3 separate regions of the Homo sapiens genome follow, and all the other regions are linked to region 1. The links are chromatin loops, found by intact Hi-C in ENCODE. Cell type or tissue: dorsolateral prefrontal cortex. All regions are shown on one strand. Links, peaks and the distances in the headings refer to the core of each region. The heading gives the core; the rest is flanking DNA.

Evidence for each region. Peaks named below come from ENCODE experiments on the same cell type or tissue, not always from the same donor. Only the 100,000 strongest peaks of a DNase experiment are listed, where the experiment ranks them.
Region 2: it touches region 1 in a loop (2.9-fold over the local background); 2 of 110 quality-filtered maps call a loop at or near these places.
Region 3: a loop joins it to region 1, with 3 times the contacts of the local background. A loop is called at or near these places in 4 of 110 quality-filtered maps.

Annotation. Positions count from the first base shown.
Region 1 is chr20:11,885,633-11,896,669 of GRCh38, reverse strand. It overlaps a transcript of BTBD3 not described here. Among named protein-coding and RNA genes, the nearest start is that of LINC00687, 20 kb to the right of the region's middle. RefSeq lists a silencer at 5,728-5,927. In dorsolateral prefrontal cortex, for the core only: a CTCF peak has its summit at 5,162; DNase peaks (open chromatin) are centred at 4,239, 5,069 and 5,929; H3K4me3 peaks cover 3,636 bases; H3K27ac peaks cover 3,373 bases.
Region 2 is chr20:12,319,726-12,330,762 of GRCh38, reverse strand. No RefSeq gene overlaps it. Among named protein-coding and RNA genes, the nearest start is that of BTBD3-AS1, 410 kb to the right of the region's middle. In dorsolateral prefrontal cortex, for the core only: no CTCF peak of the experiment used is centred there; no DNase peak of the experiment used is centred there.
Region 3 is chr20:11,990,940-12,001,976 of GRCh38, reverse strand. No RefSeq gene overlaps it. Among named protein-coding and RNA genes, the nearest start is that of BTBD3-AS1, 78 kb to the right of the region's middle. In dorsolateral prefrontal cortex, for the core only: no CTCF peak of the experiment used is centred there; a DNase peak (open chromatin) is centred at 5,606; H3K27ac peaks cover 6,031 bases.

The DNA of each region.
Region 1 (11,037 bases), core at 1,619-9,618:
TACCTCTAGGCAACTTGGAAATGAAAGGATAGATTTTCTTTGTCCTGATGAAGAATTATGATAAACCAAAAAGCCAATATTCTACTATTCTTTTCCTTACTAAAATAAAGAACAATAAAAGTGTGTACATTATCACCATTACTATTCGATAATGTTCCAGAAAGATGTTATAACGTTACAGAATGCTAAATCTAGTGCAAACCGCCACAGAACCAAAATAAAAGTCATAACTATTTAAAAGTAGATAAAAGTGTCATTATCTGCCACTCATATAACTTGGGAACATACAAAAATAAACTGCAAAGCTTTTCGCATAAGTGCCAGCTATAAAATAAATACACCAAAATCAACCACCATCTTAGACTACCGACAGCCAATTTGAAGAGCCCATCACAAAGTAACAAAAACAAATACCTAAGAAGAACTCTAACAGGAAACATTAGGATTCAGATGAAGAAAACAACTCTGCTGAGAGATAAAAGGTCATGAATAATCTTTCATGACCCTTAAAAGAAACACTGATTACAGATGGCAGTCCTTGCCAACGAAACAAAATGTAACATGATCCGGTATTTTTTTAGTTCTAAGGATTCATCTTCCGAGCCTTCCAGATTAAGACGGTAAATTTAACACACATATCCAATTACACCCTTTCCCTAAACCCCACTTAAGTGACAGTAAGAGATCTTTCTAGAAGACATAGAGACCCAAGGACTTAAAGAACTGTAATGGAAACTACAAATCATGAAAGTGGAAAACAGATGGACAAGTGGCAACTGTCTCAGCCAACTTGAGAGAGGGAATGCTATACCAACAGTGAGAAAAGCCGAGAAGTACTCACTCCAGTCTGCTCAAAGACTGAGGGTAAAAGGGTGACAGGTTAAAATAAGGTCAGTAAAAGCTGCATGAGAAGCTCTAAAATTCCAAGATGCCTTCCCCACCTCCTCACTGTAGACCATTGGCAGACAATCCTAGAACCTAGCAAGACTAGAGATTTGTTCTTGGAAGAGTAGGTAAACAGGTAAGTCTGTATGGTGAACCTTCTCCAACATGACTCTACACAGAGAATGCTGAAACCCCAGCCAGATTCCTCCATGAACACTGGAACCTACACTCTTTCCTCAGTGCAAAACTTTACTGGAAGACCACTCTCTGACCAGCCCAAGAAGACCCTACAAATGGCCCCAGTGAAAAACGCAGGAGAAACAGTAAACAATCCAAAGTAGCTGCCACTGGGGAGGGAGAGTAAGGGATGGGGGGAAGAAGAGGCAGATGAAAGACCATCTATTTTACAATAAGCCTCCTAGACTTTTAAAACTGTGCATGTATTAAATACAATAATCTTTATCTGAAAGGACAAGGGCATAGAATTGTAATGTTAAAAGGATAGTGTGACTTGCTCTGCCAGGTATTTCTAAATATTCTAAATCTATGATTAAAAAGATGTGGCATTGATTAAGACTAGAGGATCAACACACAGAGAAGCAAGACCTAAAACTGAAGCAGACCTCAAAGTTAGTCAAGATCTTAAAAAACAATAAAGACCACAAAGCAAAGAAGAAAGGAGGAACTATTTAACAAATGGTGGTAGAACTCGCTAACTAGGGAAAAGGAAGAGGAGGCAGCGGCGGTATAGGAGCGCTTCATATCCATGTACAATTATAGAATTAAATGTAAAAAGATCTAACATATTTCCAAAATGTTGTTTATCTCACCTTTCAGATAAAGATTATTAAATTTAATATATGCATACAGCTTTAAAGTCTAAAAGCCTTATTGTAAAATAAGTGGTCTTCCTCAACGCCTTAGTCTTCCTCCCCATCCACTTTTGACTGCTTACTGCTTCTCCTGAGTTTTTCACTGGGGCCATTTGCAGGGTCTTTCTGGGCTTTCCAAGCATGAACAAATACAAGGAAAAAATCATAAAGGACAAGGTAGAGACTTGTTTATATAGAAATAAAAATATTTTATTGGTTGAAAAACGCCAAAAAGTGAAAGAAATAATGGCCTGTGGAGAAGAAAAAAAAGAAAACTAAAAACATGATAAACACTCAATCTTCTTTAGATAAAACGGGTATTTAATTTTTTTAAATCACCACTTTAAAGTAGGCAAAGTACCAGAAGAGAGAGCTCCCAAAAAGGAAAACAAAAGAAAAAAAACAGATGATCAATTTCAATAGCTACCAAAAAATAAATTAAAAGATCATATTTTTATAGAAAAATCAGGAAAGATGATGAACACTGGAGTGCTGACACACTACAGGTAGACCATACACTCTGTAAGGGAATGTTATGGCATAAGCAATTTGGCAACAAGCCACAAGAGTCATAAAAGAGTTCACCTCTGCCCCAGGATTTCCACTGCTATAAATCTAACCTGAGTAAATCCGAAATATTTAAACTTTCAGACAAGGGCATTTTTCTCAGCTCCACCTGTGTGTCCACTCTTACGTACTGAGCCTACGTCATTTGGTCGACCCTGCTGGCCTTCCTCTACTTAGTTCATTCCATCTCACCAAAACTCTATGGTGCAGGCACCATGACCCTTATTCCAAGGAAATGCGATTAAAGAGGTAATTAAGGTCACTTAGGAAGTGGCCGTGCTAGGATTGGCAACCAAAGGGTTTAATACTGTATTCTCAAGCCACTAAAACTAAAAATAATACGTAAAACAACAGAAAACTAGTTCAATAAACTTGGGTGTATTCATCATTAAAAATCTTATTTTCAAAGGGTTTACAGAAAAAGGAAACGTCTCTAATATTTACTTCATATTAAATAAAAGTGCAATATTTAAAACTACAGATAAAATTAAAGGCCAATTTTGTTCAAAAGTATGTCTATGCAGACAAACAGAGTAAAATGGAAGCACATCATCTAATTACCAGTTGTTTCTTTTTAGATGATATGACGGTGATTTTTACTTTCTTAATTTTTTTCAGTGATTCCCAAAATGTCTCCCAACAGGAAATATTTTTTTATTTAATTTTTTAAAAGAAACAAAGCAACAACAAATTCTCAACTGTATTTGCTTAATTTGAATAAACAAAGGACATGTCGATAAATGTACATTAATGCACACCTTCAAGGAATTTGAGACTGGACAACTATGCTGAAAGAGATACTAAATTGAAAAGGCTTAAAGGTAATTTTTAAATGTGTGATGAAAGAAGGGAAGATTAAGTGAAAGATTATTATTTTAGCAGCCCAGCATCACTGCTGGAACTACAAGGTCCATCACATGATAGGGGTTTCCACCAGTATTCCTTTCTCACAGTAAATGGGAAAAATTCACCTTACAGGATTTGCTTGATAGCTCAGTTAACAGAAATTTAAACAGCACATAAAATAGATTTTAGTAAGAGAAAACCATTTCAACTCCCAACACAAACTCAAAAATCACTGGAATCCTAAAGGTATTTTGGAATTGACTAAAGTCTGATAACTTACAAAGTTTAAAATATTTTTTAAAAAACACAATTAAAAACAAGTATGTTAAATGACCTATTTCTGTACTATTTTGTTCAGAAGAGTTTTAACAGTTCCTTGCAAGGCAAAATGGAATTAGATGTCTATAGCATACCTGTTTTGAGCATTAAAAAAAAAAATGAACATTTTTTCAAATTGATCTTTGGATGCATGTGTTTGGGCAGGGAAGTAGGAGAATGTGTAGACTAATTGTGCCTTTCCTTTGTTAAAGTATAACATTACAAGCAGTTTAACATTTTGTAAAGAATGTTGGCAGAGTACTTTCTAGGAACAAAACAACTTAAAAGCTAAGCATGGCATTTTTGCCACAAATTATCAAAAGTTTTTCCGCACAGATGTGGAGTTATATTTTTTTTAAATTTTTAAATATAAGATATAACTTAGGGCTTTAGAGAAATAGTGCATACAATTCTTAGGCATGTGCACCTCCAAGAAAACATGCTAAAAAAGGAAAAGAAAACATTGTTTCCACTTCATTTTGGAAGTTTGTTAAACAAGTTATCAGTGCAAGGATTGGGAAAGAATGAGAAATCAAGAAAGAACATGGCTGCTAGTAATTATCATCCCATACAACGGCGTTAATAATCTGTAAGTATCTCAGAAAGAACATCTTGGAACTGCATAAGCTCACCCTTACCTGCTGAGGCCAAGAAATGAAAAAGGGTGATTCAAAAATTCTTCCGAAAAGGAAGAGTCCTGTTCAGAAACCCAAGGGTAAGAGGACCCGCCCACTTCCCCTGGAGGACTCGTTGCTATGGGAACCCGCAGTAACCCTTTAAAGCCAGTAACCTGTGGGGGAGGAAGATCCTCCCTCAGGTTAAAGTTAAAACAGGGGATCTGGCAGAGGGTTGAGTAGGGGACTGAGGTAGGGTTAAAAGAAGGGGAAAGCCCTTGGCTGGGCAGGGAGTCAGTGAAAGCGGGCTTAGTAACCTCAACAGAAATTCAAAACAACACTTAGAACAATTGTTTTGAGTGCTAGAGTCACATTATAGTTCACAAAGTTTGAACCGTTAGAGACGCTTCCCTCCCTCCCTGGTGGGAAACAAACCGCTCTTTGTGAGTTCCTGTCTAGGAAAATGAATTTGAGTTTCATCTCACCAATTACAAACTGAATGCTACTACTATGTGAAACTAAAGCCTTGACTTTCTTATATTAAACCAGTGTTTCCAAACTCGGCTGCGCGATCACCTGGGGATCTTTAAAAAATACACTGTGTTAATTGGTCTGGTGTGCGATTGGGCTTTAAGAGTTTTAAAACTCCCCAGCGACTCCTCTGTGCAGCCAAGTTTGGGGAAACTGTATTACAGGATTTGGCGAGGTGGCGGGGAATATTTAAAAAAGAAAAAGCACCGTGATCTCCCTTGGTCTTTTGAGGACTAATAATAGAATTAGCTCGCTTTCACCAGGCACACACAGGACAATGGGTTGCTTGATAAATAGGGATCCCCAGCAGGCCCGAACAATACTTTCTTTGAAAAGGCCAGGAGGTAAAAGCCTTTTCTTCCCAAGAGAGCAAACATCCTTCTTCCCGAACACCAAACTTGTACGTCTATTTTTAGAGCAAACGGGCCACAAATGCCACTCAGAACTCGGAGGACTAGTCCAGCCTCAGGAGGAAGCCGCCCCCGCCATCGCCCGCCGCCACTCGCTGGGTTCCCGCGGCGCCTGAGGCCGCGCAAACCCGGAGCGTCGGTCCCCGGAGTCCCCGCCGGCAGCGCCTCAGGAAAGTTACTTAGGGGAAGTTTGCTCCGCTTCCCACCGCGCGCCTCCCCGGGAGAGGGGCGCGGCCCCCGCCACCTGCTAGGCGCCGAGGCTTCCCGACCGCGCCCCCTGCCTGGACCTCCGCCACCTCCGGGGTCGCGCACCCCGCGGGCGTCCGCACGGCCAGGCGGGCTCGTGCGCCCCTCCCCGCGGTCTTTCGGCTGAGGCGGCCCTGCCCCTCCGCCCCCGGCACCAGGACCTCCGCGCGGGCCCGACGCGCCCCACTGGGACCCCCCCCCCCTCGGAAAGCCAGCCCGCGCGGCCAGCGCCTCTCGAGCCCGGGGGACGGATATGGGATCCTCTGGTCCCGTGGGTCCGAGGCCGACCTGCGGCCACCAGCCCGGCCTCTCCTCGCTTCGCTCGGCCCCTCCGGCCGGCCGCAGGGCGCGCGCCCCTGCCCGGGCGGTCCCGCGCTGCGCACGCGCGGAGGCGCCGACCCGCTCGCCCGCGGCGCCCTCACTCACCGCCAGCGCTCCTCCTCGCCTCGGGCGACGCAGCCGTCCGCCGCCTTGCCCTGTGCCCGCTCCTCAGGCCCCGGCCGGGGCACTCGGAGATCCAGCGCCCGGCGGGCTCGGCGGGCACCCGCACGCAGGGCACGCTCTGCGGGAGCGAGCGCGCGTGCCCGGTCACCGGGAGGGAGCGGAGCGGCATGGGAGGTGCTCCCGGAGGCGGCCTTGGATACGGGGCATGCGCAATGTCTGCCCTGTCCTCAAGCAGGAGTGAGGGGTGGGCGGGAACCCGGGCTTGGAGAAGGCGGGGAGGGTGGAGGAGAGCCAGCACTCCCGCATCTCTGAGAGGCCACTTCGTCCTTGTCCCACGAACTGCAGTTTTTCTCTCTGGGTCATTCATCAATGAATGTATTAAGCATTTATTGAACACTTGCACTGGCAGAGTGGATGTGCGGGATACAGGGCATCCTCCGGTAATAGAGGGCCGATTGCATTTGGCTTTGGGGCTCCTTTTTAGGCACTGATGCCAGCCCTCTCTCTAACAGATAAGGAGGGTGCATAAATAGAGGTCTCGTAATACCTAACGACTACACTCTTCAGTGATCTGGGGAAGGAGAGTAGCTGCTGGTTGGGTTGATCATGGAAACTTCGTTGAGAAGCGAAAAAGAGGAAAGGTGAACACGAAGGCATAAGTGGCAAAAAAAAAAAAAAAAATCAAACAGCATATGAATCCATGCATCCTGTCGGGGACAAGTTTAATCTGAGTGTATTGTTCTTAGTGAAAGATGAAAACGGCGGCCGGAAAGGTAGTTGAAGCTCATCTGGAAATAATCTTTAATGCTTAGCACGACTTCAGCTTTATTCCGTGGATAATTGAGAGGCACGGAAGAAGGGGAGAAGGGGAGCCCGGTGGTGGCTTGATAAAATGCAGAATTTAGGAATATAAAGTGAAAACTAGAGACATGAAATGCTGTAATATATGTTCTAGGTAAGAAGTAGTAGGGTCCTAAGTTCAAGGGTTGGTATCAGGAATGGAAAGGATCAAAAAGTTTCCAGAGACTGTGAAGGACAGAATGACTCCCTTACTTATGTCACTGCCTCTTGGGTAGAGAGATGTTTATCATGACAGGCGCCTACTTCATTAGATCAGATCATCATCCTTGGCAAAATGTATATCGGTGGATAAATTAGACCTATACAATACTGTTAGGACAAGTGGATGCTTCTTTTAGCAAGAGTTTGGCCCTGGGAGAACGTATTTCTGCTCAGATGAAAAACCATTAATTTGAGAGACAGCATACATAGTGAAAGACACCTGGGCTTTGGACAACAAAAGTCCCTTTGATAAAGTCCAAATACCTCATAATACACTATATTGTCTAAATTACTTACTATCTGTGAGCCTTACTGTGTTCATCTGTAACATGGGATCATAATATTTACCTTGTATAATGGTAAGTTTTATGTGTCAACTTGGCTAGGTCATGGTATCCAGATATTTGGACAAACATTAGATGTTTCAGTGAAGGTATTTTTTAGATGAGATTAACAATGAAATCAGTAGACTTTGAGGAAAGCTGATTACTCTTAATAATGTGTATGATTTTCATCCAATCAGCTGAAGACCTTAGTAGAAAAATGCTGACTTCCCCTAAGCAAGAAGGAATTCTGGCAGCAAACAGCCATTGACTTGCAGCCTTTTCCCTAGACCTGCAGCCCGCCTACCTACTCTGAAGATTTTGGAGTTGCCAAGCCTCCACAACCATATAAGCCAATACCTTTCTCTCTCTTTCTCTCTTTTCTCTCTCTTAAACTGCAAAAAGCAAACAAACAAACAAACAAACAGACAGCAGGTTCAAAATGGAGTCACTCATACTAGTGTCACATAACCAAACCAAAACTTGCGTTATTTACTTGCAAGATTTGACCTTGTGAGAAATCAGAAGAGAGATAACAGTGGAATCCAACTAGGCCAACAAGATTTTGCTTACATCTGTAGAAGAAAAGTAACCTTGAAATGACCAACCCTCTATTTGTTCTTTATTTCTGCTTTTCTCTTCTTTTTTCTGCCCATAAAACTCACCCACTCTGTTTAGCTCATCAGAGTTTCTTTCTACTTTGTAGACTGGATGCTGCCCAGTTCATGAATCGCTAATAAAAGCCAATCAGATATTTGAAACTCAATTTGGTGAAATTTTTTTAATTGACATATATTTAAAATAGATATATAGATATATATCCATCCTGTTGGCTCTGTTTCTCTGGAGAACTCTGACTAATACACCTTGAAAGGTTATGAAGATTATGTAAATTAATTCTCATCTGAAAAACAAGCATTATAATCTTTAATTTGTGAGGCTGTAAAAAATTAAACACAAGTGCATAAAGCACCCAGTTTATAGCAGAGTCTGAGTAAATGATAACTACTATTACTTGTGAATGAACACAGAAGGGAAAAACCAGACAAAGAGATAGGATAGATATTAGCACTTTGAAAGCCTTTTCTCAGTTCACTGGGTAATAAATATGTAAAAAACAGATTTAAGAGGTAAAAGAAAATTTTGGTGTCCCTAGCTCTGACACACTAAAAATGTGATAAATATTGCAATTACTTGCAAATAAATTCCTTAAGAGCCATTAACTAAAGATAGACTCTAGCTGTACTCTCAAACACTAAACATGCAAAGCAGAGATATGAATTCATATCTGAACAGTTTACTCCAATTTAAGTTCCAGTCGAATTCACTCTGCTTGCTACTAGGAAGGAGAAACCTGGAAAGAGCTTATTTTTGAAATAATTCCCAATAGCACAGAGTAGGTGCATGCTAGAGCACTCAATCAATGTGTTTGTTGAATAGGCTTCTGGGTGAGCTTATTGTTTTGGGGAGTATGCAAAAGTGGTTAAAATATTCCATTTATTCTACAAATATTACTATTTGTTATGTACTAGGCAGCATCCTGCCCTCAGAGAATTTATCAAATAGAACAGAAAAATGCATAACTATAACTGTAATTTAAGGCAGACTGTGACAAGTGCCTTAAGGGGAACATAAATGGTTGGGCCAATTGTACCTTGCTCAGGTAGTTAATGCTGAGGGCTCACTTTCCTAATCATGTCTCCATAGTGGTTCCCAGCTTTTCATATTTTCTTACGGTGAAAGCCAATGAAATACATGAGCATCTTATAAATATGTTTTGAGCAAAGTTGGTAAATATCAAGTCAACATTCTCATTCCCCTCTTTTGCTTCTGAGTTCACTTTCATGGAATACAGTAAGAGAGGGTGAAGCAGGAGAAGCACAATCCATTCAAATGTAACAGTTTCTCCTTTTCTTCCTCATTATTTGTCTCGGCTGTTTCATTTAAGGCAGATTTGACTTTAGAGTGAAAAACAAAAAATAACAGGTAATTTTTCTGACTTAAGATTTATGACCAAATACATAAAAACTAACATGAAAATAACAAAAGGTGGGGTTTAGATTTATGAAAGGGTGATGAATGATTGAGTTGGAAACCATTAACTAGGTGGACAAAGATGACGATCATGTTTGTCCCATGACCAGCGTTGTCACAAGGTGACTCCTTTTTCCTTTTGGCTAAGAACGAAATATTCCACCATGCATAAGTACAAACAAACTCCAGGAGTGGCAAAAACAAATGATTTGGGGAAAATACACATTTTAGTATATTTTAAATAATGAGGATGGTATTTTATTATGAGATTTGTGAATATATTAAAGTTTTGCCACAATGACTGGGAAATAAATGTATCTGGAATTAAAGGAAGCTAGGAATTAAAGGAACTGGAATTAAAGTATTTGTATGTACTACAAATACAATGTTTTAGAAATTGAAAGAAATGGCCTCAAGCCGTGGATGATAATTATCATCTGATGTTCCATGAAAGAGTCATATAAGCAAAGTGACCCCCAAATTCTAAAGGAGCCAAGAAGCCAAAGAGGAGGCAGACAAATTTAGTTTGTCGGTGTTGGTGGATTTATTCTGGGACTTAGAGACAGAAGAATGTCCTTGGATAGCCACAAGACAAGTAGATCTCTGCACCTGTTACTCCCCATACCCAAGGCTTATCTACTATAGGGAAAATGTATACGTATTCCAGCAAGACAATGAAAGGCAACTCTCCAAAACAAGAAAGAATGCTATGTGTGTCACAACCTATAATTTTTATGATAACATCAAGGTTGCTTTGCTCTAAAAGCAGGAGCACAGTTTCTTACACTAGGGACAGTAAATAAAGTAGCAATCAGGTGGTATTCATGGGACTAGGGCTGATCAGAAATTAACACTGCAGATTAGCATCCAAGATGGAGCCACTTTTGTCTCCATATCTGATGAATAATAGGATGATACTAGGAGATGGGAAATAAGTTAAAATGTATCCTGGGCCAGAGTTTTAAAAATATATATATAAACCTGGCATGGTGCCTTGCAAATATAATCAATGTGCTAGCTCTAAATGGTTTAAAATTAGACTAAAAACAGAATTAGCTATACATTATTCATATGCAGCATTCTCCCTTTCATGGTCTTTCTTTTTACTTATGCTATTCAAAAAAATTCAACAACATCAGTATCACAGGTAATGTAGGGGTTTCTTACTGCAAATGGTCCCCAACTTTTAATGATTAGATTTACAATTTTTTGACTTTATGATGGTGTGAGTTCAGTAGAAACTGTAATTTGAATTTTTTATTTTGATCTGTTCCCAGGCTAGCAATATTTGGTTCGATATTCTCTCACTATGCTGAGAAGTCAGCCACAGCTCCCAGTGAGCTACTTGATCACAAGGGTAACAACTGATACTCTACAGTGTGCTACATTTGACAAATTATGTGATATATTAAACACTTTATTATAAAATAGTATTTGTGTTAGATGACTTTGCCCAACCCGAAGCTAATGGAAGTGTTACGAACACGTTTAAGATAGGCTAAGCTAAGCTACTATGTTTGATAGATTAGGTATATTAAATGCATTTTCCACTTATTATGTTTTCAACTTACGATGGGTTTATTGGGCTGTTACTCCATTGTAAGTTGAGGAGCATCTGTGGAAGAATATTTGATCATGAAAAAATCCAAATTTAATAAAATGGCTAGCAGGAACAATATTGATTATTTTTTTACAGGTTCTATCTCCCTTTCTCCTTTAAGATTTTATTCAACAAAATATGATTGGTTGGCACACAACTTTTCAATAAGATGACTTTTGCAAATTTTAATGACATCTGTAACTTGAATTGTATGTTAACTTTACGTAAGTGCAACATTTAAAATACTAAATTGAGTGTAATCATAACAATTAAATGCATATAAAT
Region 2 (11,037 bases), core at 1,896-9,895, 430 kb before region 1:
TCTGACATGCCCAGGGTCATGCATGCATCTATATTCGGTGGGGGTCTAGCTGGGGACTCACTGCACTAAGCAGGTCTCAGCTGGGGTTACTACTTTCTGCTCCACGTGCTTTCCGATCTTCCAGCAAACTCTTGTTCACAGTTCCTAAAGACAGCAGAATCCTATAAATCCTCTTGAGGTTTAGGTGTAGAAATGGTCGTGTTTTGTCATATTCTGTCGGCCAAGCAAATGGAAAGACTAGCCCTGATTCAAATGGCGAGGAAGTAGACCCTACCTCCTGGTGGAAGGAGCTGCAAAGTCACATTGCAAAGGAGTAGAGTGGGTAAAGAATTTGGGGCATTTATTTCAATTATTCTCCCAAACACGTGTGTGTGTGTGTGTAAATATTTATTTACACACATTATATACTAAATATAAATATTTATTTACATATTTTATATCATAAACACAAATGGTGGTGCTATATAATTGTAGTATACAATGATTTACTCCAATGCTAAGTTTACCATGAAGTTTTACTATCTCACAGAGTGTGGCCATCTTTCCAAAACTTGCCTATCAAAAAAAAAAATTAAAACTCAATGATTTGGACTTTTAATTCTGGCCAAGATGTAATAATAAGGACCAGATTTATGCTATCACCTGAAACAATTTAAGAATAGTCAAAATATTTAAAGCATAAGTCAAGAAACTGAATTCAAGAAACTGGCAACAAAGGACAGTAATCTCCAAGAGAGAGAAAACAACTAAGGTTAGTCCTATGATTATCCCACTTGTCCAGAGATTTTCCAGTCCATGCTACAGGGAAGAACAACACAGGATGAAACTAGTAGATTTTCTGAGTTGAGAAGACAGAGATGAGAGTCTTTGGAGATCAGTGTAGTTAGAGTTTACAGGACAAAGGACCAGAGAGAAGAAAGCTGAGTACAAAAAGAATTTGAGAAATAAGTAGACGGTTCCACTTGAGTTTGCTGCATATTGACCAGTGTATGTGTGTGAAGAAACATCTAAAGATGAAATTATAATGTCTGAAAAGAAAATTACAATGGATAGAATCAACAGCAGATTACACACACACAAGGAAAAATTAGTAAACTTGAATACATAGCAGTAGAAATGATGCAAAATGAAACAGAGAGAAAAGGAGAATAACAGCAACAAAAACAGTATCAGTGAGCTATGGAACATCTTCAAGTGACCTAATTATATCTATGTGTGTGTGAGAGAGAAGTGGCCAAAGAGAAGAGAAAGGGAGAGCCAGAAAAAAATTGTTTAAGCCATATGACTGAAAATTTTCCAAATTTGGTGAAAACCTGCAGATCTGGGTAGCTCAAACAACCCAAGTCTAATAACCAAGAAGTAAACATCAGAATATGTTATAATCAAATCACTCAAAATTAGTGATAAAAAGAAAACGTTAGAAGAGTCAGAAGAAAAAGACATATTACATATAGAAGAAGAAGAAAGATAAGGATGGCCATCAACATATAAAAAATAACATGTCATTACCAAGTAAGGTTTATCTTAGGAATGCAAGGTTGGCTTAACTTTGGAAAATCAATGTATGTTACCATATTAGAAAACTAAGTAATAAAAACAACCATATGACAAACTGAATTGATGTAGAAGAAAACATTTAACAAAATCGTATATCCAGTCATGATAAAAACTCTCAATAAAGTAGAGATAGAAGGGAACATCCTTAACCTAATGATGGGTTAAGGGTTAGGTTAAGGGCATCTATCAAAAAGCTCCAACTCACCTCACGTCACACTTAATAGTTAAAGACTAAAGGCTTTTCACCTGAGATCAGAAAAAAGACAAGGATATTTACTCTCACCATTTCTATTCAACACTGCATTTTAAAAATTTTATCAAAACTTTTTAAAAGCTACTAGAAATAATAAGTGAGTTTATCAAGATTTCAGGATACAAAATCAATATCCAGGGTGAAAAGGAGGAATTACCAAGAGACATGGAGAAACTTTTGGGAGAGACAGATTGTTCATTACCTTGGTGCTAGTGATGATTTCATGAATTTATACATATGTCAAAACTGATCGAATTTCAATATGTGCAGTTTACTGTATGTCAATTTTACCTCAATAAAGCTGTTTAAAATGGAAAGTCGTGCTCTGGCCTGGCGCAATGGCTCATGCCTGTAATCCCAGCATTTTGGGAGGCCGAGGTGGGCGGATCACCTGAGGTCAAGAGTTTGAGACCAGCCTGGCCAATATGGCGAAACCTTGTCTCTACTAAAAATACAAAAAATTAGCTGGTCATGGTGGCAGGCGCCTGTAATCCCAGCTACTCAGGAGGCTGAGGCAGGAGAATTGCTTGAACCTGGAAAGCGGAGGTTGCAGTGAGCTGAGATCACGCCGTTGCACTCCAGCCTGGGTGACAGAGTGAGAATCCGTCTCAAAAAAATAAAACAAAATAATAATAATAATAATAAAGTGGTGCTCTCCTAATGTATTTTCCACCGTCTCTTTGGGGATTTTGCCTTCAAACTGCACTGCCAAACAATAACTGTGTAAGAGGAAAGATTATACTCTGAATTGTAAAATGTTTACCAACATATTCATTATTTGTAATTCATTATTTTTTAAGCACCACGAGTAATTTTCTATGAGGAAATAACCACTTGAGGACACTAAATGAAGTCCTACCCTCTCATTGTGATGGCTCCTAAGAAGCCTTTATTTAATACATGCACGGGGATTCATCCAGTATCACTAGTGCACTGTGTTTCCCAAAAAGGTTGTTGTCACTGTACCAGACTGCAGAGAATGAGGACTGACTTTACAAGGATGGGCTGGATTATGTGTTGCTTGAGTTTGGAAGTAGGTCAACTATAGATCTATTTTGTGAAGCTCTGAATAATGATAATATGAATAATCGCTACTCAATCAAAACATAAATTCAAGGAGTCAGAGAATTGAAAAGATTCCTTAGATTGGTGATTGTCAACTTCTCTAAACATTTGAGAATTCCGTAGAGGTATCTCTGGCTTCTCAGTTTTCTACTTCAAATGCTTCTTTTAAAGTGTTTTAAACACCTTTTAAAAGGGTTAAAGAAAACCACATATATTAAAATACACCAAATACGCTGAGGAATACCAATGTCCTACTTTATGCTTTGCGAGTAACTTACTTTTATGCAACTTCTAAATAATAGCCTTCCTCCTGTCTCAGGTTAATTAAAGTGTATCCTGAGTCTGCAAAGATTCCCTATGTATCTGGATTTTGAGTAAAAGTTCTGTGGATGTGAAAGGTTGCTGTTCTTCACTGACCTTTTGTGACTTCAGGCCTGCGAATGTCCATTTACTTAAAGTTGTGTAAGTAAGTTCAAGTCTGCAGAACAAGTACAGCATGCTCTATTAAATACAAGTAAAACACAGGCATATTGGCTTAGCACAGCTTCCCATTGTGAAATCCCAGTTGACTGTGCAATAACAAGAGAAAGTAGAATGTTTCATCAGAGTAGAAATACTTTATGCAAAATTTTGTATTTATATTTAATGCGTTTTTACTATTACATTTTAATAAATTTTTTCTCTCTCAGGGTAAAACAATTACTTAAGCCAGAAATTGATTATTAATTAAACACAGAATATTTGAAATTAATATGTGATAATGTGAGTGGAAAATTTGATGATGCAAGATCAAAAATCACCAAGATAAAACTGCAAATCATATTATATTAGCATACTGAAAATAGTATATAAAAGCGCACATGTGCAAAAATAATGGTCACATACTCACTTGTAAATAAATAACTAAAACCATAATGTAGCAAGTATGAATTCACTCCTAAATACTGCAGGAATTAAGAACCATCTTTCTTTTTTCTAAATTTTATGTATTCGACTCCAAGCCATGATTGGTGATGTTTTCCTATTTCCTCTCACTCTTTTGACTACATTCTGATGCCCTAAGTGCCAATCTCAATCATGGTCTGGGCAGTGACGCTGAAGAGGAGGATGGCGCCATGTCCAAGTTCATCTGCAAGCAGCCTTGACCACAGGGGGCCACTAGATTCTGCCCCATAGAATTTGAAGCTTCATGATAGTGTCCCAGGCATGTTCTTGCCAGTCCTAGAAATCTTGCTGCCTCACAGACTACTATCTGGGAATGGGACACAAATTCCACCATCATGCCAGCCCCAGCCCTCCCCACTTCCTTAGCCCTGGAGTCTCTCATCCTCTAAAAAAATCAAGCTTTAGAATCCACAAGAGCCACAACTTGCAAAAACAAAAAGTGTTCATTCTCTCCTGGAGCAAAACAGACCCAGAGAGCAAGACACAAAATCTTCCAAGCTATTTCCAGAACCCAAATCTTTCTTGCTATCTTCTTGTTAGCATGTGTCTGGCAAGGGGGCTGGAAGGGCACAGTGAGCCCTGGATGTAGATTAGGCGTCTCTCATTAGCTTTCAGATGCTTATGGGAGAAATGCAGGTTACTCTGTGACAATAGTAAAATTGTTATCATAGCTCAGTTACAGAATTTTTGTAAAATAACCTTGTAGTCATTTTTGCAAAATAATCCTGTAACTATTTTTTTTTTTTTTTTTTTTTTTTTGAGACAGAGTCTTACTTTTCGCCCAGGCTGGAGTGCAGTGGCGCGATCTCGACTCACTGAAAGCTCCGCCTCCTGGGTTCACGCCATTCTCCTGCCTCAGCCTCCCAAGTAGCTGGGATCACAGGCGTCCGCCACCGCGCCCAGCTAATTTTTTGTATTTTTAGTAGAGACGGGGTTTCACCGTGTTAACCAGGATGGTCTCGATCTCCCGACCTCGTGATCCGCCTGCCTCGGCCTCCCAAAGTGCTGGGATTACAGGCGTGAGCCACCGCGCCCGGCCTCCTGTAACTATTTTTATCAAGCAAGTAATAATGTGATATTTAGACGAAATAGTAATACCCTAAAAATAAGCATTTCAGCTTCATTTAGTATAAATTAAAACATTAAATACTGTCAAAAATTCAAAAGACAATAATATAAGCTTATAGCTTTATTTAATGTTACTGCTTTTCAATTTTTAAATATTTTCATATAGTTAAAAAGTGTGCATATATTCTTTCATACATGAAAATATATGCAAATTGAAAGGCAGATTACATAGAACATATAAACATCTATTTACACATATATACCTATACACATATAAATATGTATGCATATATATGTAATTTGCTTTGTTGTTTACCAAATGTAAGTGTGGGGTCAGTGTTTTCTTCATACATTGTGCCTTTTGAACATTACACACTGTCTCTTTTTGTCTTCTCTCTCCTTTTGATTTTCTTTATATTTACTTGCAATGTTCTGCTCTCATTTTTTTATATCTTGTGACTAATGTAAGGCTGTGTTTTGTCAACAAATATAATCATTTCTGCTTTTCAGAGAATTCAGGCTCTTCTCACCCAAGATAACAACTGAAGTACTGATTTTATTCCATTCACCTTTCTTTACATTTTCTATTTATTTTACTTTGCTTTCTGAACTTTTTCTTCTTGTTTCCTTTTGACACTAAGGTATGCTTTCTAATTCCTGTAGCGATTATCTTCAAAATGCCAGCAGTCATTATCAAGCACACATTGCTGTATTACAGGAAAGCAAGTTAGCATTTATTTCCCCTTGTAAATAAAATAAATACCCTTCCCCCATAATTCATATTTTTAAAAAATTGAGTGTTAGATATTCTAATTTACTTTTAAAAATTTATTTTATTGAGAAATAATTTACATTTAGTAAAATTCACAAATCTTAAGTGTATAGTTACAAGACTTTTACCTATGTATGGCAACCTGGTAACACTATCCAGGTTGAGATACAGAATATTTTCAGCATCCCTGAAGGTTCCCTCAGGCCGCTCCTCAGTCAGAAGCCTCCAGACTCTAATGTAGCCAGTACTCTGACTATGCTTGAACTATTTGTAAAAGGAATAATATAGTATGTGTTCTTTTGTACCTGGCTTCTTTTATGCATCAAAATGTTTTTGAGTTTATGTAAACACCTGTCAATAGGGCCTATTTTTCTCTTATTGACTGTATTTTATTATATGAGTAAAAATCAATTTATTTATTCATCTCCCACTGATGGATATCTGGGTTGTTTCTAGTTTGGAGCTATTATGAATCACACTGTTAGTAATATTTGTGTATGTGGCTTAGGTAGACCCATCCACTCATTTTTTCTTGGGCATACTTGGGAGTAGAATTGCTGGGTCATAGAGTAGGTGCATGTTTAACTTGATTAAAACTGTCAAACAATTTTCCAAAGTAGTTTTACCAATTTGCAATCTGATTAACAGTATATGAGAGTTTCCATGGCTCTTAATTCATTCCAAAACTTGATTAATTTTTGTTTAATTTTAGGTCTTTTTAATTTTTTTGAGATAGTAATATTTCAGTGTGGTTTTAATTGGAATTTTCCTGATGACTAATAATGATGAACACCTTTTCATGCTCTTATTAGCTATTCATATATGTTATTTTGTGACACACATATTTATGTTTTTTGCCTTTTTAAAAATCAGTGAGTTTTGGCCAGGCGCAGTGGCTCACACCTGTAATCCCAGCACTTTGGGAGGCCGAGGCGGGCAGATCATGAGGTCAGGAGATCGAGACCATCCTGGCTAACACGGTGAAACCCCGTCTCTACTAAAAATACAAAAAATTAGCTGGCCATGGTGGTGGACACCTGTAGTCCCAGCTACTCGGGAGGCTGAGGCAGGAGAATGGCATGAACCCGGGAGGTGGAGCTTGCAGTGAGCCGAGATCTCACCACTGCACTCCAGCCTGGGTGACAGAGCGAGACACCATCTCAAAAAAAAAAAAAAAAAAAAATAGTGAGTTTTTTCATATTGGTAATTTAAAATGGTATTCATAGTACTTATATCTCTAAGTATTGGCAAAGAAGATACAGAAATAATTTATTTAAAATCAATAATAAAAAGATTACAATATAAATAGACAAAATATTTGAATGTGTAATTTACATAAATAAAAAAGTACATAGCTAACAAACATTAAAAAATGTCCTACATAAAAATTTACGAAATGCAAGTTAAGACAGTAACGGACAGTCAATAACTTTCATCGATTGTGCAAAAAGAAAAGTATGACATAACTGAAGGCTGGTAAAGAGGAAACTGAGAACCTTTATAAATCATAAGTGGTCGTGCAAATGGGAACTATTGCCAAAAGACTCATCTGACAATATCTAAAAAAATGTGAAGGTGCTTATCACTAGTATTTAACAACTTTGCTTCATGGTACAGGTATCCTAGGAGACATGTACAAAAGTGTTCATTGCAGCCTTATTGTAATAGCAACGATTTGGAAAAACATGAGTAACCAACAATAAAGAAATGTTTGTAAAATTGTTCTAGAGCAATTAATGTAAATGAGCTATATAGATATTTTTTCATATGGATAGACCATGAGAACATAATTTTGAATTTAAAATAAGTGATAAATGATGCATAGAGTTCTTTTCTTAAAATGATAAATTATACATGCAGTATTTTTAAAAGTAAGAAATAATATATTTATAAGTGGTACTCTTAATCTGGTGTCTGGACCAATGACATCAGCATTTCCTGGAAACTTGTTAGAAATGTAAATTTAGGGGCCAGGCCAGACCTACTGAATCAGAATCTCTTGAGGTAGGACCCAGAGATCTGCTTTAACAAGCCTTGCAGTAAATTCTAACGCTTTTTAAAGCTTGAGAACTGTATAATATAGTTCTACATGTTACATAGATATATATTTTCTTAGAATATATTATAGATAGCTTTAAGAATAAAAAGAAATTTCCTAACAGTGGTTTCTTTTGGAGTTGGAGCTGAACAGAAGGCTTCAAGTGTCTGTAACACCATGTCTATAAATATATAAATAAATCTGAAACAAGAAGGAGAAAATACCACTATTTCTAAATTCTTAGTGATGAGTATGTGGTCTTTGTTAAAGGATCTCTGAATCCTTTTAAACTTTTTCATTTCAAAAAAAAAACAAAAGAGCTACAGAGAACATGATGTAAGTGGTTCTTGAAGAGTGTAGGGGTTTGATGAGGAAACCAAAATATCTTAGTTCTTTCTCAAGTTTTCATGTTTAAGTGAAAAATATCTTCACTTAAACTTTCTTAAATATCTTTAAGATATTTCTTAAAATATCTTCACTTTAAAGAGCTTGCAAGACAAGCTCTTTAAAAACAAAACGACAGTACCTATGATTTTGTAATAATTAAGAATTGTTAAATATATTGCATCAAACTTTTCAAGATTTAGCTCAAAACAACATACAGAAATAAATCAGAAAGCAAGATATTGGGATGTAACAGGCATCTATAATCTCAACTTTAGCTCTCTAATTTTTATCAGAACAGTCTTACTGATATCATTGATTCTATCTTTAAAGAGTTAACATAAGAAAATGCACTTATTTGAACAAAATGTTCCTTTTGTTGTTTATGTATTAGGATTATATAAGATCACACATAAATAAGGCATCTCGTGTGTTTTATAAATGATTTGCTTTGTAGGAGAATATTTTATTTCATTTCCATATTCCTGACAGGGCTGCCCTCCAACTCCTCAGATATAGATACTATGTTATTCAATACCTCCAGAGACACTGTTTTCCCAGCTGCTCTTTGTAAGAATTTTTAAAGTCTCACAATTCAGGTCCTAGGATGTCTTGCCTAATGTTACTTTCTGCCACATGATAGTTCTGGAAAGAGAACAGCCACTTCCTGTCATTTATAAGATCTTCCCCCAAATAACCAAGTTCATGATGAAGCACATCTCACTTTTCAGTCCTGAGGGCTAAGCCAGCCCAGGCAGCCAACCCTTGGCTCGTCTTTCATTCAACAGTGACCTTTTCTGTGTAGCACTAAAGAAGTATAAAAACAGCCTTGACCACAAAGGCTTACATTTTAGTTAAGACTATAAGAGTTATTCACTTGTAGCATCGTGAAGAAAAACAACATCATAAAATAACATTCTATGTGGTAACCATAAAGTGTTAAATCATCTGGGATGGTACTGAATGCAGAAGGCATTTTGAAAAGAGAAACCTGGGAGGGCATGGTGGAATTATTGGCAGGAAAGTTTCATGAAAAAAAAATGAGGCTGAAAAGTTAGACAGCAGGTTCAAGGAAAACTGTCAACAAACAGGAATAGTATGGGAAGTGAGGGACAGTGCAGTTGAGAGAATGAAGGCAGCTAAAGTCAACAAGGACCACTGTGAATAGTAAAGATAGTTACAATGTGGGAGAGAAAGCAGACTGCAATTATGCAGTACAGGGAAATTTGAAAGGTACCTAGATTTGATGTACAGAAAACCATAGATTCCCTGATGAATAAAGGATTAATTCATAAGTGTACTCAACCCATATCACAAACACTGCAGTGAAAATAAGGTTCTTCCCAGTTTGTAGTCATCATCGTGAACTAGCATTAACATTTTATTGCCTGGTCTTTGTTCCATGATAACTCTGTTTCCTTCTCATATTTGTAAATTATAAAACTAATAATATATACTAAATGTAGGGAGTTTTAAAAAATGACCCAAAATATAAAAAAAGTAGTTGATATTATGGAGTGCCAGTGGAAGTGCTTTCCACTATTAGCACCATGTGATCCTTGCAACAACCCCATTACCTTTATTTTACAAAGAAGAAAATGGTACACAGAGATATTAAATAACCAGCCCAAGGTCAGCACATAGTGCTATCAGGTCTTAACCCCATGAATTGAAGAGCCAGCGCCCACATGCTTTACCCCTCTGCAGGGCACTACTGCCTCTTTTACCTGCTTGTCTATCTTACTTAGAATCTTATCTGCTATCTTGCCTACTATCTCTCTTATAAAAACAAGTTTCATTTCTGCATTAGAGTTTATAACATGTATGTACCATCAATACTGTAAATATTCCTTAACTGTTAAATATTGTGTGTGTTTGAAAATTTTTGCTGTTGTAAATAATGCAACATTGAACATATTTGCACAGAAATCTTTACAAACATGTTCTGTTAACTCCTTAAAATCAGTTCTTAAAAGTAGGATGGATGGCTAAGGCAGATATAGGAAATATTTCAGGTCATTTTATTCTCAAAATATTTTCAAAACCTTTCCCATATTTGAAAATAGGACACCAAATATGTAGGTAAGAAGCAGACTTCATTACATCTTTTTGAACTCTAAGAATCATAATTTTTTAAAAAAATTAACTCATCATTTTGAGATCATTGTAGATTCACATAGTTTTTGGAGTTAATACAGATAAGTTCCGCATACATTTTACCGTATGTATCGCACTGGTGGTAACATCTTGGAAAATTTGGGTATAATATCAAAACCATGATATTGACACTAATACAGTGGAGATATAGAATATTAACATCACCACAAAGATTCCTTATGTTGCCTTTCTATAGCTACACCCACTTTCCTCCTGTCCCCATCTCATCCTTAATTTCAGGCAACCAGTAGTCTATTCATTTCTATAATTTTGTCATTTCAAGAATGTTACATAAAGGGAATCATACAGTATGCAAATTTGAGTGCTTCCTTTCTTCACCGAGCATAATTCTTTGGAGATTTATCTAGTTTGTTGCATATCAATATGGCTGCTCCTTTGTATTGCTGAGTAATAATACATGATAATAATGTACCACAGTTTATTTAACCATTCACTTCCTGAAACACATCAGAGTTGTTTTTAGTTTGGGACTGTAGTGAATAAAACTACCATGAACATTTGTATTCCTGTTTTTGTGTCAACATCATTTTCATTTCTCTGAGATAAATGTTCAAGAGTGCAATTTCTGGGTCACATGGCTGTTACAAATTTATTTTTATGAGAAACTGCCCATCTGTTTTCCAGAGTGGCTGTACCATTTCACATTCTCATAACAATTTCTGAGTAATCTAGTTTCTCCTCATCCTTGCTAGTTAGCATTTGATGCTGTCACTATTTTTTTTATTATAGTTATTTTGATAGGTGTATATACTGATATAGTGGTTTTACTGAATCATG
Region 3 (11,037 bases), core at 1,821-9,820, 110 kb before region 1:
ACTGAGGACACACAAGGGAGAGTGGGGAAAAATTAATTAATTTCTCTTAAAGTTGTATCTTCTTGGATGTTTGCACTCCTCCTGTCCTCTCTGTAGAAGTTATGATGCATATTTCATAAAACTATAAAAACTATCTTGGGTAGGGGTGAGGGTAAGTGTTGGGGAGGGAACTAGAAAAGTACAAACGCATGAAAAAAACACTCACCGCATTGACCTCAAAATGCCCAAATCTAAAGAGACTCCACAAAGACCTATGAAAACCGCAGCAGGCAATCTCTTTTGTTTTATGGAATGAAGGTTCAGGAGCAGTTGAGACACGAGGCATAATTGAGAGGCACCGAAATAAGGACAGCAGTGCCTCCATCCAAAAATAATCAAAGTTGTAACAACCCTGAGATGTCAGACGCTGGCTGCTTGCTTTAACAGGCATAGACATCAAGTCAAGGTAGAAAGCTTTGTAATATCCAGCTGCATCATTTACCTTTGACTGTAAGAGAAAGGCCATGAGGCTGCCCACTTATCTTGGGGGGTGCACCTGGATTCGATTTTGAAAGTCAAGAGCTCTCAAAAGAGGTTGTGAGAGAGAGGTCTGGGAGATGTTTGGTCAAGTTTGCTCAAAGTTAACAGTCAAAATGTTTTTCTTAGTCAATTTCTTTTTTTCAAATCCTCTTCCCGTGAAAAAATTCCTGTTTGACACTGCATCATGATAAATGACTATGTATTCCATTCACTCACTGATCTCTGGATTGGTTAAAGGCAGTAAGCATGACTTACTAACCTCTTTGTTCCTGGCATCTAGAATAGCACCTGGTACACAGGAGGGGTAAAATAACTGTTCTTGCTATGGTTCTGCTGGGTCCAGGTTGTATCCATATATTGTTATCTCTTAGAAATGCAACTGTGAGGGAAGCTGCTTCCATTTTACCCAACACCAAAGAAATGGAAGTGCATTATGTCAATAACATTCATGTTTTGAGTGCCAACCATTTTGCATGCTTCATCTCATCCAATTTTGCCAATTCTGTGAAGTAGGAGTGATTACTACCATGTTAGAGGTGTGGAAACTGAGGCTTGGAGGCATGATTTGCCCAGAATCATGCAGTTAGGAACTAGAAATCTAGGCTTTGTGGCAGAGCTCTTAGCTAACAGGCTCATACTATCTTTATTCTGCCACTCTCCTTTCCTGCCCCATAGGGGGTCTAAGGACCTGAGAAAAACAGCAGAAAAGCACTCAGGGATCTCCTTTGATACTCAACAGTTTTCATAACATACCCAGAATTATCAGTAACCTAAACCAACAGCATGGTACAAGTTGTCTACTCCCTATCCTGAACCAGTTCATGCCTCTAGCATCTCAGCCTTTATTCAGCCCACATTTATTGAGCACTTTCTCCAGACCAGACTTCATACCAGGTGCTTAAAAAAAAATCACTGCAACAGACACTTGATCTCACCTCTCAGGAGTCCCCAGTTGTTAGAGAAAAAACTCAAACAACTTTTAAGCACTGAGGAAAGTTTTTTTTAAGTGCAATAAAGTATAAGACAAAGGAGTCCATCTTTCAGAACTGAACTTCCTAAATAAAAACAGAAAATGTCATGCACTCAAACCTCTTTAGCTTTCTCAAAGCGGTAGTATTAATAGGAGAGCAAAGAGCTCTGGACGAGCCAGAAGTCATTCCTATTCCACCTGCATTCCCTACCAGCACACATGTGGTTCACTCAGACGGGCTCAAGCAGGCCAGGCGAAGCCCTCTTAAGAGGCAGAGATTTCTGTTCCTGGGCCAATTTAATTATTTAAATTTTTGCAAACATTTACTCACATTCGATGGCAGATCTGTCTGCTAAAATTAGACAGTCCTACAGTGGTCACAAATGACAGATTCCTACAATCTATGAATCTTCAAGGGTACTCCCCAATCCTGCTGTACATACAAAGGGGTTACAATTAGACCACTCATTGTAAAGGCCAATTATATGTCCTCAGTAAAAAGAGGGGGGCAGTGGTGATCTGGAGCCTGCTTATACCAGCTCCCAGGAGCCAGTCCTAAATTTTTCAGAATTCTGTGAGCCAGCTGTTAAACATGGCCATTATTAGAAATGGAATTATACAAACTTGAAGTAAAATAAATTATAACAAAAACAAAAGTAACAAATAATCACAAGTTATCATCTATTTTATGACATTTACTACTATTATACTCTTGAGGTTTTTTGCAGTTATTGTGCCTGCATGGTGAGAAAACTTCCCAGCTCTGTGTTCTAAGAAGTCAAGTTGTTAATTTGAAATCCATCACAGTGGGAGTATTTATATCATGATATTCAGCCAATCACAAGGCCTTTTCCACTCTTAGAGACATTTGTTAAACATTACCAGCACAGCACTAGATAAGAGGGTTTTCTATCAGATTGGTTCAAAAGTAATTGCGGTTTTTGCCATTACCTTTAATGGTAAAACTGCAATTACTTTTGCACCAACCTAATACCAGAAAATTGCAAGCAGCATAACTTTCACCACAGGTACAAAGCAAATATAGGCACAGACACAGCTGAAAAAAAAACAACCTGCAGGGAAGAAAGATGCAAACTAGTCAACTTGAGGGTGACAATTGTGTTAGAAGTATAGAATATGACTCAGGCAACCTTCTCATCCATGCCATCCAGACTGGCCTATAGTTGATTGGATCATTAAGGGTCGAGAAGGAAGAAATTTGTCAGAATATTCCCAGATTTCCAAAGACATCCAACCCAGAACACAATGACAGCATCTCCTCAGCACTTACCACCAGGAAAGAGGTCCAGATGATATGAAGACAGGAATAAACCAGATTGTCCATGAACCAGAAATAATCCAGACAGACTCAATGAGAGCAAAATCTCCATCACTGCAGGATGGCAGGATCACCCTGGGAACCGAGAAAGGTTAACCTGAGTGATAGGGCACATGAGATGAACTTGATTGTTTTAGGACTAAATGTTTTTATTCAATTGACAATTAGAGATCACTCAAGTTTTACATCTTTGAGGAAATAGTCTGTAGTACAGTATTGTCCAATAAATCTTTCTGCAGTGATGGAAACATCCTATCAATACGCACTGCCCAAAAGAACAGCCACTTCATCTAACTGTTGAGCACTTAAAATGTGATCAATGCAACTTAGGGACTAAATTATATGTTGTACTTAACTTTAATTACTATAAATTTAAATGTTCATGACCTCATATGGATAATGGCTATCATATTGGACAAAGCAGCTTTAGTGAATCTGAAGCTTGGAAGCATCATTCAATCAATCAGGGTGAATGTAAGTCATAAAGTTGGGGTAATAATAAGTAGGACAAAGGGTAGTTCCCTGATTGAGCTGGGTTTATTAAAGAAGTTCAGTTCTTTAGGCTACACATCTATAATTATAAATTCCTGAAGTGTCCACCGTGAATACTAAATTACCATTATATTTCTTAAAAAGCCAGTCCCATCTCTTAATGGTGCCACCTTAATCAGCATCCTGGAAGTGGTCAGCTGACCCCAATCAGCATCCCAGAAGTGGTCCCCCCTGAGAGAGGTCAGAAGGCACTTGGTGGGCTTGTCTCTTCTAGCTTTTGTCATCAGTTTCGTCAGCATTTGGATGTAGTAAAGTGCAATTCTTGGTCTATCCTGGTCAAGGCAGGTAGAAAAATCACATCCTCGCACTTGTCAAACCATAGGGTTTTCCAGGGGCTTTACTGAGCTACAGCCTCCATCTGATCCCTGCCATTTCACACCAACCGTGGAACTAGAATGTCACCTAATCCCCCTGGTTTTCACCCCTGTCTTCACATCTCTGCTGGGCCTGGAACTTCTAGTAGCTTCACCCTCAGCTTCTACAGGGCCCTCCATCAAATCAGACAGGCACAATACAACCTGGAGAACTGCAGCATCACGGCTCACTTACCAGACCCAAACTCCTTGGATTCTGGGCCCACCCAGCTTCCATTTTGTTATTCCCATTTCACAAGGTAAAATTGTACTTGGGCACAATTCTGGAAGAAGGAAAGAGGCAGAACCTAGAGGTGAAGGTGACCCTTCTTGGCCAGTGGTAGAACTGGCTCTAGTGTTTATCTTGTGGGGACCTCCATGCTAACTTCAAAAAGAACTCAGACAATCTTTGAGGCTAGTTGGAGTTTTATTTCTATCAAAGCATAACAACTGGGCTCCTGAAATAAAGAAGGCTGTATTTCTATCATTCCAGTTATTAGACAAGAGTTGGAAATTTTGATTGGCTTGGGGCTTTGTTTTTTTCTCTTTTTCTTTTTTTTTTTTTTTTTTTTTGAGCTGTTTTCTTTGTGTTCTTATTTATTTAGGTATAGATGGGTTTGTTAAGGTGTAAATTACATTCTATAAAATTCACCCTTTGCCATATGGTTCTATGAGTATTAACAAACACATATAATCTGGTAGCTACCACCCTAAACAATGTATAAAACAGTTCCAATCACAATAAAAATCCCTCATGTTCTTTGTAATCAATCCCTCCCCTACTCCCAAGCAACCACTGATCTGTTTTCTACTCCTGTAGTTCTTCCTTTTCCAGAATTTCATATAAATGGAATCATACAGTATTTAGCCTTTTTAGTCTGATCTCTTTCACTTAGAATAATGTATTTAAGAATGAAATATTCAACTTCCCTTTTCACTGTGTAGCTAACAATAACACGGCATCACAGCAAGAGCTGTAATGAGATGTGTCCAGGAAGAAATAGAGACACCCACCAACACTGGCAACAGGGCAGGGAAGTCTTCTCAGAGGAGGACATAATCTACTGAGGCCAAAAAGTAAGCCAAGCACCAAGTGCTAAGGAAAAAGACTTTCAGGTACTGAAAACTCATGCCCAAAGACAGGGAAGACATTAAAATAAACAAGCTTTCTACCTGGAAAGAGAAGCTACTTGACGGTAAAGAGTCCTATATTTTAGCCTAGGGTCCGAGGCAAATGTAAACCTGCAACTCTAAGACTCAAATACTTCTAACCAGCAAGGATTCCGACCTTATTGCCATACCCATCTCTTCATTTGTTTCAACAGTGATAAAAGGCAAAAGTCCTTCAAGCTGGAAATCCATCCATTGAACATACAGATTCTACAGCAAACCTCACCCATGAGATCAGGGACTGGAGCCAAGTTGTGAGTTCCTGCTCTAATTTCCCCTGACGCGTAAACAGGAGAACATTATTTATCATTTATTGGGAGTATATATCCATTAGCTTTCCCATGGGAATATTAACAGGATGAAACTGAAAAAATAAACTACAGAGTTTTCAGCCAAGTGTTTCTAGATTCATGGGCAGCAGATCAGCTCAGTGGGCAACCAATTGTTTTATCTTGGACAAGTCCCTTGACTTTTCTGGTCCTATGTTCTTTTCTGTTACAAACAAAAGAGAAAGAAAAAGAATAAAGTTGAATCAGGCCATTTCAGAAATTCCTTCTAGCGCTCTTGTTTTATGGTTTTATAAGTTGAGGTCAAGATGATTGCACTTAAGGAAACTTGCAGCACACTCTGAAACGGGGCTAGAATAAAGGCCCCATTCACAGTACCAGGGTTCAGTGAGTACAATGTGGCTTTTTGTTGGGGTGGTGGGTGGAGGGGTGGAGAGAGAATCTGGGAGGTCTGGCATTCACTCTCTCCACCACAGATCCTAAATGAGTCACTAAAATTATGGTAGCAATGGTGAATGTGAAAAGAAAAGAGGAAATAGAGCTCCCACCAATCCTAATAATGTTCTTGTACCTCTCCTGGGCCAGCAGAAACAGTTCTGGAGGCCACTGGGCCTGGCCAGACTCTTGTCTTTATTAAAAGGCAAATGCAGCCACATCTGTTCTCATAAGCTCAAATATCGTTCTAGTCTATTTACCCTGGGACTGTTGGAAAAGCTGTTATAAATCAGGCTGGAACCATGTGTCACAGGCTCCAGAGGGCACAGAACTATTTCCAAAGAGTAGATCACGCTCCAATTTTCCACTTTCCCCACTGCCCCGCTGCCTCTCCACCTCGTCTCTACTTTGTATTTGTCCTCTGTCCTACAGCTCTGCCATCATCACCAGGAGGATTTCCAGGAGCACCTCTCCTCTGGGGGGATGATACGACACTTTTTCCCAGCCCCTGTTTGCATGTAGTGATATTCTGACCCATCAGGGAAACCCAAGAAGGTTTGGGTTCTAGCATGAGCCACAGATTTCTGGCACGTAAGAACTAGAAAAGAAGGGAAGACCCCAGAAACACTAAGTTAACTGATATTCAAACCTTTTTTTAATTTTTAACTTTTAGAGACAAGGGCTCTTTATGTTTCCCAGGCTGGTCTCAAACTCCTGGGCTCAAGTAATTCTCCCACCTTAGCCTAATGAGGAGCTGGGACTACAGGTGAGAGCCACTGCAACCAGCTCAAACCTTTTCTTTTTTTTGGAACCAGGGCAAAGTCTCTCAAACATTGCATGGAAAACTAAAATGGAAAAGTGATAAAAGTTGCAGAAACAGGGCAGAGAGGTGAAGTGGAGGGGGAAGGGCAGAAATCTTAAGCTCAGTCCCTTATCCTTAACACATACATACTCACGCATGCACGTACATACATGCACACCGACACTGTTGAGGAAACAATAAAAAACAACAACGAAGTCTTCTTCCAACCCACAAATCATCTCCACAAAGCTAGTAAAGAAGCACTCTTATTGTTGGATAAGATTATATGTTCATTAGCTTTCTCATGGATTATTAACAGGATGAAATTGAGAAAATAATTTGCAGTTTTTAGCCAAGTGTTCCTAGATTCAGGGGCATCAGAAAAACCAGAATGTGCTGAGCATCACTGGCAACCTAGTAAGAGATTGCAAAGACAGGAAGAACTCACAGTCACCCTTCCACGCAGCCAAACATATTCAACCCACTACATACGTGTGCTGGAGATAAACAATAACTAGTGCTCAAGCAAGAGGATTGGACAGCACCATTTGCCACAAATAGCTGATCCTAACTTTACTTGGTAATTGGGGTGACAAGCTATGTTAGCTAATTGACTTTATCCAGAGGAAAAAAAATCATGCAAATACCTGTCTTTTCGAAAAGAGGTGGTTTTACAACTTGGTGTGAAATGCCCACTGAAGTTAACCTCTTACCCTTCCATAGAAATAAAATTTAAAAAAAAAATAAAATTAATAACTAAAAATAAACTGAAAAAGAGATAGGGTCCTATCTCCCTTGGTGTTAGCATTCCAAAGAGATGGCTCCCAGGACCTGGAGAAAGACATTCAAAAAGTGGCTCAGATCATTTCTAAAATATACTTTGTCAAGTAATAAATAATGTACTTACATTTACAAGTTTTCCAAGATAAGTATCCTGACAAAGAGAGAGAGAAAGGAAATCCCTTCCCTTATTTTCGGCAGGAGGAACTAAGCCTCTTATTTTTAATTTGTATTTGTCCTCACAACACATGTACGGGTGTCCACACTCTCACACACAACACTTACTTCAATTACCAATAATCCTGAACTAAACAGCTCACACCTGCTGTTCTGAAACCACCCTGTCTCATTCCTGCTGAGGACTTTATCAGCAGGGGTAACATCAGAGTCAGGGCCATATCACAAACCCAACATACTTTCTATCCCCTCAGCTCCAGCAGTTAGCGTCAGACCAGTGACGCCCGCCCTGGCTTCACATCAGAACAATGCAATGCTTGGGCCACCTGTGGTCAATTAAATCTGAATCTCAGGAAATGGGCCTGAACACTGGTATGGTTCAAAGAGGAAACAGGTGATTCTAATTTGCATCCAAGGTTGAGATCCACTTAGCTAAAGGCACCAAGAGGAAACTGACAGGCTTAGTAAGACAGTGGCCCTCAGCTCTGGCTCTGCACTGGAATGCTAGGGAAGCTTATAAAAACCACAAGCGTTGGCTGCATCCAGGCCTAATATACCAGGCTCTCTGCAGCTAGGATTCAAGTAATGATATTTCTTAATGCTCCCTGGGCAAGCTCAATATGCAACCGAGACCCAGAAGCATGGGTTAAGAGTTGGCTCCTTGGCCGGGTGCGGTGGCTTATGCCTGTAATCCCAGCACTTTGGGAGGCTGAGGCAGGTGGATCACGAGGTCAAGAGATCGAGACCATCCTGGCTAACACGTTGAAACCCCGTCTCTACTAAAAAATACAAAAAAAAAAAAAATTAGCCGGGCTTGGTGGCAGACACCTGTAGTCCCAGCTACTCGGGAAGCTGAAGCAGAATGGTGTGAACCCAGAGGTAGAGTTGCAGTGAGCCAAGATCATGCTACTGCACTCCAGCCTGTGCAACAGAGCAAGACCCCGCCTAAAAAAAAAAAAAAACAAGAGTTGGCTTCTTAAGAGCAGCAGCTGGTTCAGAGCCTGCTTCTGTGGCTATAAACTCTTAGGCAAGGGCCTTACCGCCTTCATACCCCTTCTACCCCCTACTGTAGGGGTAGATCCCTGGTACCTATTGAGTAGTGTGTCCATCAAATGACATAATTTTGAATCATGTTTAGTGCAGTGCATGTCAGACGTTAGTTCTCAATAAATTGTAGCCATTATTATTGTAGAAATGTGTAATAAATAAAAACAGAAAATTCTGTTTAAAGCCATTGTTGTCCTAGAGATAGACTAGTCCATTAAACTACCTAATGGTAACTTTTCCTTCTATATGACTCTGTTTACTTTGTGAAGCTGACAGAAAGAGTAAGGTTCATTTCTGTCTGTGCTATTCCTTCTGTCCTTACTATCCTGGTCCCCTTTTGTCATCAAACTAAAGAAAAATACTTCTAGGCAAAAAAACAAAACAAAACAAAACCCTTCTCCTACCTGGTGCTGACAGCCCAGTCCTGCACGTCTAGGTCCTCCATGTCCCGGGCAGAAGCGTTGGGCTCGGGCAGAGAAGATGAGGTTTTTTAAATTAAGATTAAAGAGGTAAAATGTCTGTACCTGTGGATCGCAGAGTTTAGCTGATATTGGAATCACCTGGCTGGCTTGTTAAACCACAAGCTGGACGGACCCTGGTCCTCAGAGTTGCTGATTTAGTAGGTCTGGGGTGGGACCTCAGATTCTACAGTCCTATTAAGTTCCCTAGTGTCGTGGATGAACCTGGTTCAGCTACCACACTTGGAGAACCACTGGTCTATCCCATTCCTCTCTTTTTCTTTCCTCTTTGTCATGCAAGCAATAAAAGAACATTCTGGTGCCTGTCCTTTGTTCTTTCTGCACTTCCATTACAACCCAACCTTGGCAATGGTTTGAGGCAATGCTTGAGAAATTCTTCACAAGGCTCCACTTCAGGCAATTTTCAAAGGAAATAATAGATACATAAACAGACTTGGCAGTTTTGAGAGAAGGCCCTGCCTATTCACCGTGCCATCTGATAAAGGCCCTTTGTCTCAGGCATAGGGAGAGACAGCATTGTTGATAGGAGCTGATTTCAGATGAAATTCTTGTTTTCATTTTGCTCTTGTTTTTCATCTCCACTCCCATGTTTTTCTCACCACATCCTGGGTTAACTCCATTTTGTGCCCCGGGAAATTGTCTATCACAAAATTCAGAAGGCTGAGAGCACTTTAGAAATGTAAATTTATGACCATATCTCTAATGCTGTGGTATACTAGAAAATGGTAAATAAATAAGAGCCTTTTCTGAAATACCAACGAATTTAAATTTAAGACTAAGAACTTTTCTTTTGCTAGGACTGGAACATGCTGAAAAACAGCAAACACAAGGTCAAGCAAAAGTTCACTTTAAAAAATCAAGGGAAGGCCAAGGCAAATGGGGGAGGGGAAAGTGGGAGACCCAAGAAAATTGAAAAATGGAGAATAATGAAAAAGCTGTTCCGATTCAAACCAAATGCAAACAAGATGCCTCAGCTCAATTGAAGTGGGATGTCTTTGCCAAGATTTCTACCAACTCAAAACTAACATTCTTATGATGGCCTGCAGCCCTCAGCTTCTGATTCTCATAAACCAGCTTAGGGTTTATCATAAGGTCACCACATTCAGCAGATCAAAATGCAAGGACATCTAGTTAAATTTAAATATCAGATATTTCAAATATTGTGTAACACATACTTAACACTAAAAGGGTGTTCACTGCTTATCTGAAATTCAAATTGAATAAGGTGTCCTATATTTTATCTGGCAACCTATATTACTATCCAACTCATTGTCCATTTTCTACATAAACTCAAGCAATGGTCTCCGCCCTTATCTCTTATTTCATAGGAAGCAAACCATCCACCTACAGTCTTTACTATAGTTCTGGCAAGACAGATGTTTTTATATTACAGAGCTACACGTAAATTAACATTCAATGTTGGGTCTAGCTTTTCCGTAAGTCACTCAGCCATTTCCACAATTGAGATTCCACTTGGCATAACTTTCTCTCTCTTCCATCATTCTTTTTACTTACTCCCCTCATACTCCAACTCATTTCAAATGTCAGTAGTAGTAAGACTCTTGTCATTTGACTCTTCCTGGCCCTTCTCCAGGTCTCACTTCACACCACCAAATAGTATATCAGAGTATCATTTAGGAGCCTTAAAAGTCTATAGATGCCTGAGGCAACTCCCAAAATTCTAATTTAATTGGTGGTGGGGAGAAACGGGGAGTTTGGTATTGATATTTTTAAAAGTCCCCAGGGTGATTCTAATGTGCAGCCAGGGTTGGGAAGCACTTCCTTAGGTCAAGGTTTCTCAAACATTCATTTGCACAGAAATCACTAGAGGATCATGTCAAAGGCAGGTTCTGGTTCAGCAGATAGAAGGTAGGTCTGCAGGTTTTGCATTTCCAGCCTGCCCCCAGGCTGACACTGCTCATCAGAGAACCACATTTTCAGCAACAAAGCCTTAGAGGAAATCAAGTGCAAGGTGTTAAGACCCTTCTTCGAAGTGATGGGTGAGTCATCACTGACAGAATGGAGCAGGTTGTAGGTTGTACGTTTTGCAATATAAGTGGATACTTGGTCAGTGCTACAGTATACTAAAACACCAATTATCCAGGGTTAATTGTTGGACATTCACAA